3 separate regions of the Homo sapiens genome follow, and all the other regions are linked to region 3. The links are chromatin loops, found by intact Hi-C in ENCODE. Cell type or tissue: CD14-positive monocyte. All regions are shown on one strand.

Region 1 (2,500 bases), 55 kb before region 3:
GCCTGGCTGATTGTTTTATTTATTTATTTATTTTTTGTAGAGATGGGAGTCTCACTATGTTGCCCAGGCTGGTCTTGAACTCCTGGGCTCAAGCGATCTTTCTGCCCCTGCCACCCAAAGTGCTGGGATTACAGGCGTAAGCCACCATGCCCAGCCCATGTGTGGAAATCTTCTGTTTATCCCTTTAGGCTTGATTCTTATGTCGTTCTCCTCCCTCCTTCCTGGCTACTCCTCTTGTTCTTTATCTTACTCTACTTGTCATGTTACCTTGTTTCTGCTTATAACTAGCTGCCTCTCCTATCTGAGGAGGGACTTGTGACTGTTCTCATCTCTGTACTCCCAGCTCCTAGTACATAGCGCTTGCTCAACAGATGTTTGGTGCATTGATAGATAAATCACTGGTAGCTGTTACTACCAGTCCTGACTCCCTGCAGTGCTTCAGCTGATCCTGTTCCAAATGTGCACTGAATATCCTTCTGTTGAACAACAGAAATAAAGGGGATGGGTGAGGAGGATAGTCTTCGGTGGCCAAGGATATTTCTAGGTACTTTGCAGCACTCAGCAATGAGGAGTGGGCTTTAGTCCCCCAAGAACTCTCACAGCCCTGTTTGTCTTTACTGTTCAGTGTCAAATCCAAGACAAGTCAATGATCAGGAAAGACCCTTTTTTTTTCTTCAGTGAAGTTTATTTCAGAACCATTGAACAGTATGATATTTGCTCATTTATAAATATTCCCATTTAAATAATCTGAGCTTATATATTTTCAGTCTTAATTAAAGGACTTGATTTAAAGAGAGCACACCAGTCCAAATTGAATTGATTCCATAGCTATTAAAAACTAGGCTCTTTTACAGACACTGCTACTTCTTGCCCCCTTTGAATAAATTAGACCAATGAATAAAACAAACAAACAAATAAATAAATAAATAGGGAAGCGGTTGCTCATCAGAATGTGGGAGCGAATGACAGAGGGTTTCTTAGAACCAAATGTGGCCGTGGTTTCTGTCAGGCGGGCTTTAAGTGAGTAGGAGAGGTGAGAGAGGCCTGGCTCAACAAAAGGGCTGGGGATTGGCCCTGAAAGGAGAGAGCTGACTGTCCTGGCTGATGGACAGGAGATCCTCTTAGCACTACCCTAAGGCAGGCAGTTGGGCATTGGTGTAGACAACAGGAAAGTCCAGGCTATAGCCGTACTCAAAAACCTTTCTGTTCCCTTTCTGCCAGCCCTAGGGATTGAGTCCACATTCAGCACAGGACTCTCTGGGTACAGCTCTCTTTAGGAAGACACAAATTGCATGGTGAAGTCAGTTATATCCTGGCCGCCTTTGGTCCCTCCCAGGAAGACGGGCATGTTTTCTGCTTGAGAGGTGCTGATGTACCAGTTGGGGAACTGGGCAGACTCAAATTCCAGCTTGTTATTGATTTCTATCTTGTTGAAGACAAATCGCTTTTCCATCTTCTTCTTTGGGTAATTTTTGGGATCTACACTCTGCAGCGAAAGAGAAAGAAGAATTTTTGTGGGGCAAGGGACAAAGATGCTATGGGAAAGATGTTCTTTGGGTTGGCCAGAAAGGAAACTGACGAGCAGGTCACATGATCAGGAGCCAGACTCCTGAGTTGTAACTGGGCCCCCAACTTTCCGTGTGATTATTAAAAGAGCCCTTCTTCTTTTCTAAAACTTAGTGCCAAATGCTGAGGAGCATAATGTAGGTGAGAATTTTTTTTTTTTGGGGGGGTGAAAATTAAGCTAGAGCTTCTTGAAGTACCTAGTTTCCAGGGGCTTTTTATTGTATTTTTCCTTATGGTCCTAGAATGACATCAACTTGGAAATGAAGCTTTTGCTGAGAAAGCTGGAGGTGATAGTGGTGGTAATTTTGGGAGTGGAGTGGACATGATAATGGGACCCTTTAAGTCATCTATTTCCCAAGGTGTCTATCAAATGAGAGCAGCCCTAACAATATATAATCTGTTGGGGTTGTAACTATGGTAGGACATAATAACATCGGCAAAATGATTTAATTTTCTGCAGCAGGATTGAAGGTTGCACGCAGTTAAAAATTATGTTAAATTTATTTACATTAATGCAAAATTGTCAAATAGACCTGTTCCCAGCTTTTCCTAGGGATGGGGGCGGGGAGAAGGTGGTTGTCTGGGAATAAGTGGTAGCAGGAGGCTGAGAAGGGCTTCATTCCATAGCATTCACTTACCTCCAGCTGTAGAGTGGGCTTATCATCTTTCAACACGCAGGACAGGTACAGATTCTTTTCCTTGAGGCCCAAGGCCACAGGTATTTTGTCATTACTTTCTTCTCCTTGTACAAAGGACATGGAGAACACCACTGAAGAAAGAAGGGGGTCTTGTGGTTAGGGACACAGCAGTGCAGGGTCACCCCAACCCCTAGGCCCCATGAGTAGGATACATGTAATTTGGTAGCCTCTGTGGGAACCCACAGTGAGGTTCCTTGGCCTAAGACACAGGATAACTTGACTTCTCACAGACAATA
Region 2 (2,500 bases), 140 kb before region 3:
TAACAAGTTTCACAAGAATACAGACTCAAAAGGTTTGCCATTCAAAAATCATAAAGTCACTAGTGAGTAAACTTTAGAATTCACATGAAAGACTTGAAATAAAAGTAACTGCAGGCCAGGTGCAGTGGGTGGTTCACACCTGTAATCCCAGCACTTTGGGAAGCTGAGGCAGAGGACTGCTTGAGGCTAGGAGTTTGAGACCAGCCTGGGCAACACAGTGAGACCCTGTGTCTACAAAAAAATGTAAACTATAATGGGTGTAGTGGTGTGTACCTGTAGTCCTAGCTACTCAGGAGGCTGAGGTGGAGGATCACTTGGGTCCACCCAGGAGGTTTAAAGTTGCAGTGAGCTATGATGGCATCACTGCACTCCAATCTAGGCAAAAGAGTGAAACCCTGTCTCTTAAAAAAAAAAAAAAAATGAAAAAAGGAACTGCAAGAAGAATATGATATATATTCTGCAAATCATGTTTGAGCTTACATCTATCACTTTATTTTCATTTCAGTGTATTATTTTATGAAATAAAACTAGATTAAACACAGAAATGAGGAAAAAATAATTCATGTAAGCTGAATTACAAAATAAAATAGCAGGCATAAGTTTAAACATACAAGTAATCATAATAAATGTGTACGAACTAAATTTGCTTTTTAAAAGCAGAGAGTTTCAAATTTGTTTAAAACATTTAACTGTGTGCATTTATATGAGACATACCTAAAATAAGTCAGCCCATGAAGGCTTAAAGTAAAGGGATGGAAAAAGAGCTACCAGAGCTACCAGACATATTCTAACAACAAAAAGCAGGTGTGGCAAGATTAATCAGACAAAAGAAATCAAAGCAAGTCATGAATCTTTCTGTACCTAACAACATAACTTTAAAAAATAGAAAGTAAAAATTGACAGACATATGAAGAGAAATTGTCAATGATTAATCACAGTGCCAGTGACAGACTTTGGCATATTTCTTTCAGAAAGCAATAGATCAAATAAACAAATAGGATATACATTATTTTCAAACACTTTTGGAACATTTACCAAGAATGATCAGATATTAAGGCCACAAAGAAAATTTCAACAAAATCCATCAAGTAGAGTACACATAGGCCACATTCACCAACTACAATGCAATATAATTAGAAATTAACAGCAGAAAAAAAAAATCTACACATCTGGAAATTAAAAGATACTTTTCTAAGATATTTTTTGGGTTAAAGAACTCAAAATGGGAATCTCAAGCTATTTAGAAATGAACAATGACAAGATATGTCAGTTATGAAGCTTTTGTCTATTGGCCCCAAACCCCATCCTCTGCTTTGTGATGCTGGGGATAAAACTCTGTAAAACTTTCTGCTGGGCAGCAGCTCCCTGCTCAGCTCTGCCAGCAGGGGGCACGAGAGGGAGGCTGCAGGGATGGAGAAGGAAGACACTTGCTTCTTCCTATTTGCTTTCATCACCCCAGCAACGGTCCCTCACCCTGGCAGTAACAGTTGGTTCTAGCATCTTTTTTTCCCCCTCAGAGCCCACCTCCCTGTGCAGCTTCAGAGCAGAAGCACCAAATGGATAGCATCTTTTCCTCAAAATCTGAGCCCCAGCCCTGCAGGGCCTCTCCTCCATCATCTGCTGGGTAGTATGCCTTCCTTACAGTTGGAGTCCCATTTCTACCAGGGTTTGTCTCTCCTGCTTCTTGGTTCTGATACCCTAACCTCTCTTTGTTCTCCTAGACCCAGTGGGTACAAGCTGCTTCCTACAGTTATCACATTACCTCAGGTTCCTGTGTGCTGTCAGCCCTGTGTGTAGCACCCACACTCCTTCTGATCCCTTCAGCATCTTGTGCACACAGGCTTACCGCGTGCTTTCACAGCCAGCATCTGTGCTCCCTCGTATGTGCCCAGAGAGTGAGAAGTGCCTGACAATTCTTGTCCGCCCGAGGCAGCCATGAATAAATGACCATGGAAGCTTTAACAATGTAGCTCCCTTGCCTCTGATCAGGATGACTCTGAGAGATGTGACCTACACTGTCTCCAGAGCTCCCCTGTGGGGCTGTGCCAGAGTCACCGTCCATGGATTCGCTTTTCTGATCCTACAACTTCACTCCCCTCCCAGTTTTCCCTGGAGTGTCTTCCTAATAAACTACTTTCACATGGATTCTCCTCTTAGGCTCCACCTCTAGAGAACCCACATAAGATACTGTGTAACCAATTACATTCTTTCTGTGGTTTGTTTTTCAGACTTGATCCTGACTGATAAAGAGTATTACTTAGTCAAATCTGAGGGATATGACCAAAGTAAAATTCAGAGGCAAATCTGCTATAGCACTGAACATATTTATAAAAAAAAAAAAAAGAAAGACTCACTTTTAAATGATCTAAGGTTTCAATTAAAAAGCTAGGAAAAGAGCAATAAATATAAAAATAGATGCAGACATTGATGCAAGAGAAAAAATAATCAATAAAACCTGAGGTCTTTTAAAAAGATTAATGAGAAAAAATCTTTGGCAATA
Region 3 (2,500 bases):
AGCTGGACAGTTTTTAAATGTGAAAACCAATTTTATTCAGGACTATGGCGAGAGGTGAAGTAAGACCTCAGTATAGAACTGGGCTCAATTCCAAATGCAGCATGGGCAAATGGGAATGTATAGCCTAGGAGCAGGGTGGGAACCTGTGGATGAAGAATTACTAAAAGGGCATATCAGGGGTGAGGGGGCGTCCTGGCTACACCCACTAACTACTGTTGCTGAAGAAAGGCCTGGTGACATCACTGGGGAATGGTGGGGGATGAAGAATCCAATCAGATGGATATTGAGGATAAGGGGATCTTGATAAACTGGCTTAGGAGGGTTTTTGCTAAAACTGGTTTTCATAGGTAAGTCCACAGATAGGTCTTGGAGAAAGTTCAGGGACCTACGGTTTGTTCGGGCAGATGCTTTGTCATCTGTCACACTGGCACTGTCACCTGGCTTTCCTTTAGTCCCTCCCCCCCTTTTTTTTTTCTGGAGTAGTTTTGGGAGACCAGAGGAGCAGGGAGTTAGGGAGAGTAGTCAGAAAAGGCCAGAGAAAATAAGGAGGTGTCTGTAGGGAAAATCCTTAAATCCTCTAATTAAATTAATTTAATTTATTTATCTGGGACAAGGTCTCACTCTGTTGCCCAGGCTGAAGTGCAGTGGTGTGATCTCGGCTCACTGCAGCCTCGACCTCAGGGCTCAAGCAGTCTTGCCACCTCAGCCTCCTGAGTAGCTGGGGCTCACAGGTGTGCACTACCATGCCCGGCTAATTTTTGGGTTTTTTTTTTTTTTTTTTTTTTTTTTTGTAGAGATGAGGTTTCGCCATGTTGCCCAGGCTTGGTCTCGAACTCCTAAGTGATCCATCCACGTCGACCTCCCAAAGTGCTGAGATTACAGGCATGAGCCACTGTGCCCGGCCTAAATTCTCCAATTTTTAAATGCTTCCCTGTTCCCTGTTCCAGATTTGGGATATTGACTGCTGTTAAATCAGCGATTTCTCCCTGTGGAGAGGTAGCCAATAGGAAGCAACAAGAGTGAGGAGTCCTTATATCGAAATAGAGGGTAAGAGAAGAGACAGATGTTATCTTGGCAGTGATTTAAGAACAGCGAGTCTGTAAGCAAAGCAAAGCAAGGCTCCCAGGTGCTGAGAAACAATGGCTTTCTGGGGAAGCGTCTGTGTTCAGAACCTTAAGTTGGAAACATCTCTGAAGATGTTTGCCATGAAGGTTTTCTTCTGAAGTTGAGTCTTTCATCACTAGGTAGGCGTGTTTTGGAGGCTCTATCAAACAGATCCTGTGTTTATTAGGAAGCTGTGGTTCATAAAGCCCCATGCTAATTTTGCAGGTAGCAGGGTGGCCCTGGCCTGACCCGGGGACAGAGTGGCTGTCCTCCCTCCAGGCAGGAAACTCTCTCCTGCCACCTAGTGGCTGCATACCCACATTTCAAGGGAGCTTCTGGGTGGTGAGTTTACCAGACTATGGTCTGAGGTAGAGTTAAGCAAAACAAAACTAAACTGCATAAAGAAACAGAAAGAAAATCAGGTGTTATAAAAACAATTTGGCATTTGTTTGTGTTTCAGCTCCGTGTCGATTTATTGCTTCCACAAATAGTGCCGATATGCACCAGGCACTGTTGTAAAACTGAAAATATGTTTTTGGATGTGCCCAGTCTGTGAGTATTAAACGATGGTTGATTTGAAATTTGCTATGATTCATATTTCTGGGGGTAAGATGCAGGATTTCTTTGGGGGGCCTAGGATGTGGCATTCCAGAATTCTCAAAGAATCAACCCTGGTGGGACCAGGAAGAGCTGAGCTGAGGCCTCTCTGCTCATGTGTACTTACTGGAGATCATGGAGACAGGTGAGCCTGAGTGCACGTCTCACCAAAGCCACAGCAGAGGGGGAGGAGGCGGAAAGAGAGCTCTCTCCATTTCTGAGAAGTTAATGGTAACAATGGCATACATACCTACTTTACAGTTGAAATTGGAAACCACAGCATTAAGTGTTTCCAATGAAATTTGGCAATTTGGGAGTTTTCTGAGCTGCATTGGATGTGGTTTTGCATGCTGTTAGGATGAGCAAGAGATGATGGAGAACATCTTCCTTTTGAGCTTCCTCTTGGACGTGGGTCACTCCCACTCATGGAATTAGAAAGCTTAGACCTAGACTTGAATCTCACCTTCTCAAGGTGCTCCCGGGCAAATCACTTAAGATCCATCTTCTTCTCCTCCTGCTCCTTCTCCTCCTTCTGAGTTTTTTTTTTTCTTTCCAAAATTCAAATGACACGGTACTGGTAGAAGAAAAGGTCCAAGTCTGCTTTTACAGCTCCCCTCATCCCCAAATGTACTCCGACCCCAAGATGACCATGTTATTATTTGATTGGCATCCTTCTAGTTTCAACTCATTTCTTTGCATGTATATGCACGTACATATACACTATTTTATTTTGCCAGGGGTCACGGTTAGCTGCATTAATTTCTTTTAAAATAATCTTTATTTAGTTATAGTTTACATT

What was found. Hi-C counts contacts between places; a loop is a spot of excess contacts. Peaks named below come from ENCODE experiments on the same cell type or tissue, not always from the same donor. Only the 100,000 strongest peaks of a DNase experiment are listed, where the experiment ranks them.
Region 1: it touches region 3 in a loop (4-fold over the local background); 10 of 110 quality-filtered maps call a loop at or near these places.
Region 2: it touches region 3 in a loop (6-fold over the local background); 67 of 110 quality-filtered maps call a loop at or near these places.

The regions. Positions count from the first base shown.
Region 1 is chr2:112,829,088-112,831,587 of GRCh38, forward strand. It overlaps IL1B (interleukin 1 beta), which reads right to left. Exons shown (of 7, transcript NM_000576.3): 6 at 2,205-2,335; 7 at 664-1,486. The coding sequence ends at 1,274. Among named protein-coding and RNA genes, the nearest start is that of IL1B, 6.4 kb to the right of the region's middle. In CD14-positive monocyte, no CTCF peak of the experiment used is centred here; DNase peaks (open chromatin) are centred at 234, 1,134 and 1,594; H3K4me3 peaks cover 287 bases; H3K27ac peaks cover 228 bases.
Region 2 is chr2:112,748,463-112,750,962 of GRCh38, forward strand. The region is part of intron 5 of CKAP2L (cytoskeleton associated protein 2 like); the gene reads right to left. Among named protein-coding and RNA genes, the nearest start is that of CKAP2L, 15 kb to the right of the region's middle. RefSeq lists an enhancer at 1,543-1,592. In CD14-positive monocyte, CTCF peaks have their summits at 1,373 (motif pointing right) and 1,578; a DNase peak (open chromatin) is centred at 1,409; H3K27ac peaks cover 833 bases.
Region 3 is chr2:112,883,694-112,886,193 of GRCh38, forward strand. No RefSeq gene overlaps it. Among named protein-coding and RNA genes, the nearest start is that of IL37, 26 kb to the right of the region's middle. In CD14-positive monocyte, CTCF peaks have their summits at 1,412 (motif pointing left) and 1,612; DNase peaks (open chromatin) are centred at 1,398 and 2,038.